Regions from separate parts of the Homo sapiens genome. Here region 2 is linked to region 1. The links are chromatin contacts, found by Hi-C in ENCODE. All regions are on one chromosome and are shown on one strand. Each heading gives the region's core, a stretch centred on a gene start or an enhancer-like site at or near the end of the contact. The rest is flanking DNA. Distances are from core to core; before and after follow the strand shown.

What was found. A loop is a pair of places that touch in the nucleus more often than their neighbours do. Pooled maps may share reads with other maps.
Region 2: a loop to region 1 is called in a map of ovary, with 2.8 times the contacts of the local background. The contact joins the enhancer-like site here to the promoter of PAX4 in region 1. A Hi-C loop is called at or near these places in 2 of 168 maps with a recorded cell type or tissue (naive thymus-derived CD4-positive, alpha-beta T cell and ovary), 9 of 37 single-sample maps with no recorded cell type and 11 of 50 pooled maps.

Annotation. Positions count from the first base shown.
Region 1 is chr7:127,616,347-127,619,928 of GRCh38, forward strand. It overlaps PAX4 (paired box 4), which reads right to left and starts at 1,796. Exons shown (of 12, transcript NM_001366110.1): 1 at 1,616-1,796; 2 at 929-1,054. RefSeq lists a promoter at 1,713-3,582.
Region 2 is chr7:128,215,649-128,219,230 of GRCh38, forward strand. All of the region lies in intron 1 of LOC124901744 (a long non-coding RNA gene), which reads left to right. Among named protein-coding and RNA genes, the nearest start is that of MIR129-1, 9.6 kb to the left of the region's middle. Within about 2 kb of position 1,548, at least 4 of the 41 ENCODE cell types and tissues checked have a DNase peak (open chromatin) inside an H3K27ac peak, as active enhancers do.

The sequences.
Region 1 (3,582 bases), core at 546-3,045:
ATGGACAGCTGTTGTCTCCAGCTGCTCCTAAGCCTTCTCAGCCCTGGAAGACACACCCGAGCCAGAGATTCTGGGGTCCTCAAGTTCAGGGGTCCACCTTCACTATTAGGCAGTCCTCGGTTGGGCTCTCCAAACTGCCACCCAAATGCTGCACTTCAGAAAGGCTTGCTCCTGTTTTTTTATACTCTCCAGGAAGCTCTAGGGAAACTGGGACTCAGCTCTAACCCACCAGGCATTGAGGCTCTGGTCCTACACACTGGGCATAGAGATGAACACGCCTGAAGAGCCGGCTTCTCCTAGGAGACGCATCTCTTAGCATCTCTAACCTGCTGAGATTGTTCATTCTGTTCATTCTCTGAAGAGTTCTAGATCTCACAGTGAAGCTTCAATTTCAGAGACGATGTTTCTGGTATCAGACACTCATTCATTCAACTAACATTTATCAAAGGCATATTGAAGGGAATGAGAAGCAGGAGAAGACTGTCCGCTGAGCAACATAGAAACCGTCATGAGCCCAAGCGAGTCTCTGAGCAGCAAGGGACACAGGTCCCACAGGCCACCATACCTCTTCTACTTTCATTAGTAATCAATGGGAGTTGAAGATGCCTCCTTTCATGCCTGGAACCCTGGTAGTGCTGGAGATCACCCCAAGGAACAGCTTATGCACAGAACTTTCTTATAATAAGCGTGCCATCTGGGCTTAGTTAATTCATCTGCAGTTGTATGCTGAATAAGATATTAAGCATGAGCACATTGCTGGTTGTTCAGGATGAAGGCAGTAAACAGAAAAGGGTAAAGTCTTTGCTCTCCAACACATTACAGAGCAACTGGAGAAAAGAGACTAGCACCAGTGAAACAAAGAATTACAAAGAGTTTGGAATCCAGAGTCTACTTATTAAGTTCAGTCGCTAAATTGGCTTTTACTCACTTGTTTCTAGGTAGGTAGAGGCACAGACCCCTTCAAATTCTCATCTTTCCAAAAAGTCGGGAAAGAAGGCAGAGGTTTTCCAAAGAGAAAACTGAGGCACAGATTGGCATTGCCACAAGTCAGGGGCTGTCCAGAGAGTAAAATTCAAGGTTTAGAAGCCAGTTCCTCATCAGAAGCTACAATTTCTGGCTCCTAATCCTGGGCTCTCTTTCTCTGCTCCCACCCCTGTTTCATGTTTGTGTAATTGCCACAAAAACAATGGAGAGAGGAGAATCAAGCAGGGACTGTAAAGGGCTGTGCCAAGACAGGGTGAAGGAGCTCAAAATATCAGCCAAACCCTAAATCCTTGATGGGACTCAGTTCTCCTAAGTGACCAGAATTCAAAAGAGCAGTAGGGATGCAGGTTCAGTATCCAAACCTAAATAATCTCCAAACCTAAATCATTATGCCCCAACTCACAAACAGAAACCCCATTCCCAATAGCCACAACACACATTCCCAACATTCATATTAACATGTCTGAAAAAATAACTGGTGCTTGCAAGATGGAAAAACAGGAAAGGGGGTGGAAGGGGCAGGAGGGTTGTAGCTGCAAAGGCAGAGTGGGAGAGAAGTTGGGTTTGGCCACACAGAGGCATGGAGACAGCATGAGAGGCAGGGCAGACAATGAGCCTGCAGGTGAGCTACCTGTGTGGAGGAAATGAGGTGGGAGCTTCAGTGGGAGGTCTCAGCTTCTGAGACCCCTGCAGGCTCCAGGGGTGGTGATGATCTGGTCTTGGTAACAGCCTCCACTCTGCTCCTGCTTCAGTCCTGCCAGGGGGTCCAGAGCTATAGAGAGCCCGTGCTCAAGAGCAGAGGGCAGCCTTCTGGGAGTAGCCAGTGATGTCACAGGCCATGAGCAGAGGAGAGAGGAGGAGGGAGGTGTGCATGGGCTGACTGACACCAGCCCTGAGGCAGGGCAAACCACAGCCAATGACCCACTGTGTCCTTCCATGGGGAATCCTCAGAGCCCACTTTGTGTCCACCTACCACCCGGAAGCAGGGACAGAGCCATTCTCAGACAGGCAAAAGTGTACCCACACAAGCACCAGTACTCCTGAAGGGCATGCTGAGCATGGAAGATGGGGAACTTCAGGTTGTGTTCTTAAGGCTTTGAATACACAGAAGCAAAAAGATGCCTTCCCGAACCACCAACACAGCTTCCCAGCCAGAATGCACATACATGGGCTTTGGGGTCAACTCCTGAGTCGTGTGTGTTGCTATAAAAGATAAATGAGTATACAGACTGTTGCCTAAATACTGACTGAGTTGGCTCCTAGCACTCTGAGATAATGAGAGTGAATGGAGAAGAGTGTGAAGAGTGTGTGTCACCTAGCACCAGCTGTCCCCAGAGAGTGTCCTAACCAATTCTCCAATTGACTCCTTGACTGAGGTGACACCAAGGGTGAATTCTTGCCTGGAAATGGAAGGATCCTGGACTTCAGAACACTGACAATGGTAGTGGTGGTGGAAATGAGCCTCAGGATAGTCAGAGATGCATGTGGGTGTTTATAAGGAGGCTTGCAGCAGGATTTTCCTTCTTCCATCTTTAGATGTTAGCAGGCTCCATTCTGTTAGGGATTTGATGCTTTTAGACTCTAAGTTAGTAATGGCACTGCTGTTTCCACAAAAGACACCACAGGTTATCTGGGTCATTGGCGAGGTCAGAGGTATCAGTAGCTGGGCAGGTGGTGCCTGTGGAGTGGGATGCTGAAAGTGAAACACAGCCTCTAGTGCATGTAAATTTTGTTGCCAGTCATCAGGGTCTTGGGCAGATGGTCTTTGGGTCCATTCCACACCTCAGAGTCTGTGAAACCATTGCAAAAGTTAGACTGGAAGTAAGCAGGGTGTAGGGCAATAAGACTAGTCCCAGAAATCAGAGAATGGAAGACGTATGTCATTGGTAAATGTTTTGAGGTTTTGGGGGTGAAAGTGGTTGTTGTGCATTCAGCTTGATCCTAGGGTTGGGAACTCTTGCTCTCAAAGGCCAAATATCACATAAGTGAGTTTTCCACTTTACCCTGATACATACTCTCTTCCTCTTCCACCCTCCTCCAGCATCCTCAGACTGGTCTTGGGGTACAGGGGAGACTGCAGAGGGTGATTTCAGGACCTCGGGCAGGATAGCATTTGCCCAAGTGTCCTTACAGCCCATTCCATCCCCGGGGCAGCTGGGGACTGCTGGTCACTCTACTTAGCCATGCTTGGGTGGGAGGAGGTCCCCAGTAAGGCCTGTGGTAGCCCTGCTCCTAGTCCCCCATTCCTGCCTCATCCCTCCCCGCTAGATCTGCCCCTGCGTCTAGGGGCTCAAGGCTTATGTCCTGACCAGCTATTCCTATAGACAGCTGCATGAGGGTGGAGATAGGGGTATCAGGGGGAGCAGGGACAAGCCCTAGCAGATGGTGGTGGCAGCGATTTACCCCATAAACTACCCTCTCCCTCCGCCTTTATGACGCGCTCTTGGGTCTGAACAAACAGAGGCTTTCGACCCAGAGGTGATGGGGGAGGGAAAAGTGGTAAAGGGCCCTGGCAGGGGGGCCTAGAGAGCCCAAAGGCTCTGCCACTCAGCCCTCTGCCCAGCGCGCTAGACTGTTTGAGGAGCAAATATCTGCCTT
Region 2 (3,582 bases), core at 298-2,797, 600 kb after region 1:
ACCCAGAATCCACTCTCAAGCTATAGGTCCTTTCCTCCCCCTCTTATTTGTTGGGGGTCAAGGGGGAGTTGTCCCAGGACATTACTCTGTGGCTCCATCTTCCCTGCTCCCCAAACCCACCAGACTCCAGACACTTCTCTAAGCTGTGTAAACCTAGGGGTGAGGGAAAGAGGTACTCTGTGCAGAGGAGGGGCAGCCCCATGTGTTCATCTGGGGTAAAGGGCTGACTTTTGGCCCCAGGCCTAAGAGCTCTCTGTCCATGCCAAAGATTCCTCCTGCATCTGGGCCTGTGGGGTTGGGAGAGCTGCCAAAATCCTAGACTGGGCAGTGACAGTGGAGAGCCTATATCTTGGCCACTGAGCCGATTCCTCAGCCCCAGGACCATACAGAAGTTGTCTGGAATTCCTTCCCTCACAGGCCCTGAAGCAGGAGCCTCCAAGGCCTCTGAAGTTGACTTGAGAAAAGGGGATGGGGGGATAAGGAGGGGGATAGGGATTCAAGGGACCACCACAAAGTTGCCTAGCTCAAACCAAAGACATTTCAAGAGGCAGGAACCTGAAGTGAATGAAAAAGCACAATTCACAGTTAAGCGAGAGTAGGGAGGGCCCTGACCCAAAGACTATTTTTGTGTTTTTTGTTTGTTTTTTAGGGTTTTTTTGAGATAGGGTCTCACTCTGTCACCCAGGCTGGAGTGCAGTGGTGCAATCACAGCTCACTGCAGCCTCCACTTCCGAGGCTCAAGCAATCCTCCTGCCTCAGCCTCCCCATAGCAGGGACCACAGGCACACACCACCACACCCGGCTAATTTTTAAATTTTTTTGTAGAGAAGGGATCTTGCTATGTTGCCCAGGCTGGTTCAAACTCCTGGGCTCAAGCAATCCTCCTGCCTTGGCCTCCCAAAGTGCTGGGATTACAGGAGTGAGCCACTACTCCTTTCTTTCTTTCCAACAGAAAGACTATTTTTGGATGGGATTTCTCCCCCAGCAAACACTTGAAGTGTGACCTACAGGAGTTGTTTGTTTGGAGGGGGGCATTTGTCCTTTATCAAAAAGATGAAACCTGGTTGGGTGTGAGTTTCTTGCCTGTAATCCCAGCACTCTGGGAGGCTGAGGCAGGAGGACTGCTTGAGGCCAGGAGTTTAAGACCAGCCTGGGCAACATAGGGAGACCCTGTATCAACAACAACAAAAAATTAAAAATTAGCCAAGCATGGTGGTGCACACCTGTAGTCCCAGCTACTCAGGAGGCTGAAGTGGGAGGATCTCTTGAGCCCAGGAGAACGAGGCTGCAGTGAGCCATGATCACACCACTGCACTTCAGCCTGGGCAAGAGAGTGAGACCGTATCCCAAAAAGGAAAACGATAAAGCATGAACATCTTGGCGTCCTTGTTCCACAGACTCCTTTTGGCCCAGAACAGTCTGCCCTTTGGGCAGCAGGTGGCTTGCTTCAGCCTGGAGGCCAGGAGGCCTACTCAGGCGCCCAGGGCGATTCACCAAGGGACCTCACCTCTGAGCCCCGCCTACCACCCAATGAGGACGCGCGGACATGACGTCACTGCATCCTGTTGCCCAGCCCAGACCAGGAGAATGGGACAAGCTGGAGAAAAGAGCCAGTGGAAGTGCCAGATGCCAAGAGAGAAGTTGGGGGAAAAAATGGTGGAGGGCAAATGAGTCAGCAGCAAGTTTAAGCAATGAACCATTGCATCACGGGGTGTTTCTCAAATTCTTGTCTACTTTTAGAAAAAGTACGCAATGACATTCAGTGGGCATCTTGATTCTGAAATAGCTAAAGAAAATGTTAAAAATGCAGTGGGTGAAGATGTGCCCACATTAACCTCTTTTCTAAAACAACAGTTGACAATTGTGCTACATGTCCTTAAGCAAATCTTTTAGCCTGCCTGTTCCTTAGTTTCCTCATCTGTGACATGAGGGGAATGTATGAAAAATATCTCTGGAGATTCCTTCCAGTCTAACATTCTGTGGTTTGATGATTGATACTATGCTCACATTCTTAATACTCAGGCTGTGTCTACACAGTGCCAAGACAACTAGCTAATTCAGTGAGTATGGACAAAATGTTCTTCCAATCAATTCTTTGGCACGCTGTAGACAAATTGGCACTTCTTTTCATTTTACAACTGGTTGCTCCGGCTTCTTCTTGACCAGTGCTTCTTCAATGGTGGTATCCTGACATGCTGTATGCCTGGAGCACTTAGGAGGTGTGTCCTAGGCAGTTGGCTATGGATAATGAACTGTTGAGGTTCTCAAATCGTTGATGACTTTTTTTTAATCAATTAGAACAGATTCAATATGGTCCTATAGTAATGCCCCTGCTGCTTAGTTGCAATCCGATATGCCTCCCTGAAAGGAAGAAGTGGTGGAATTACAGCTGCCGGACAGAGACTGCCTGTAGCCCTGACCCTGTTGGATGCCCATGGGAGGGTGTCATGTGTTGTGCATGTGAATGTCATTTATCATCTGCAACACAGCACTTGAGAATGACTGATGGAAACCCCTGAGACATGGTCGGACATCAAGGCACTGGAGACTCAGGCCCTGGAGAAATCTGAGCCAGCATCCTATGACGCAGGTGCAAACCAGGAAGAGTACAGAATGGAGGGCCTGTTCATTATGCCTGTCTCTTGGTCCAAAATGAATGATTTCACCATAATCTGTTCATAGCTGGGGAAGGAAAGGGGGCGTGAAATAGCGTTTATTAATCATGTAGGGGCCAAGCCCAGTGCCAGACACTCGTGGCAGGTTTTAGTGTTGCTCGCCATGTACTTTTTATTCTCAGCTGTCCAGGGGGATTACACTTCCTCCCTCTTGTGGTTTGGAAGAGTAATGTAAAATTCTGGCCAATGGGTTGTGGGTAGAAGTGACATGTACCAACTGAATGCCAGGGCATTTCGCTGATAGTTTTAGACCCTCCAGAGCTCCCTCTCCCTCTAGCATGGGAACTGGCAACAGTCTGGTGGCTCTTCCATCACCAGCTGGAATCCTGGAATACTAGGAAACCGAGCTCCGAGAAGAGACATGAGGCGTGTGTATCATGCATTGCACGTGAGGATGGAGTAAAACTTTGTTGTTGTAAGCCACCAAGATTTTCAGGCTGCCTATAACTGCAGCACAACCTAATTTTGTGCTGTCTGATGCCATGTTTTATATAACATGGTAGTGTAGTAGAAAAATGTGAGCCTTAGAGTTTAAAATGCTGGGCACGATGTCTCACGCCTGTAATCCCAGAATTTTGGGAGGCCAAGGTGGGAGGATGGTTTGAGCCTGGGAGTTCGAGACCAGCCTGGGCAACATAGTGAGACTCCATTTTATTTTACTTTTTAAAAAAATAAAATAACAATTTAAAAAATAGAGATTAAAAGACATGAGCTAAAACCTAAACACTCACTGACTGTGAGCAAATCTGTTAGCTTCTTTGAGTCTCAGTTTCTTCATCTATAAAATGGCACGATGTTTTTATTAGGTTCGGAAATAATATTTAAAAATATCTAGCACAGGATTTGGCACATAGTAGATGCTCAGTTACAATGATTATAATTTCATGTATTCCTCAAAATAATACTA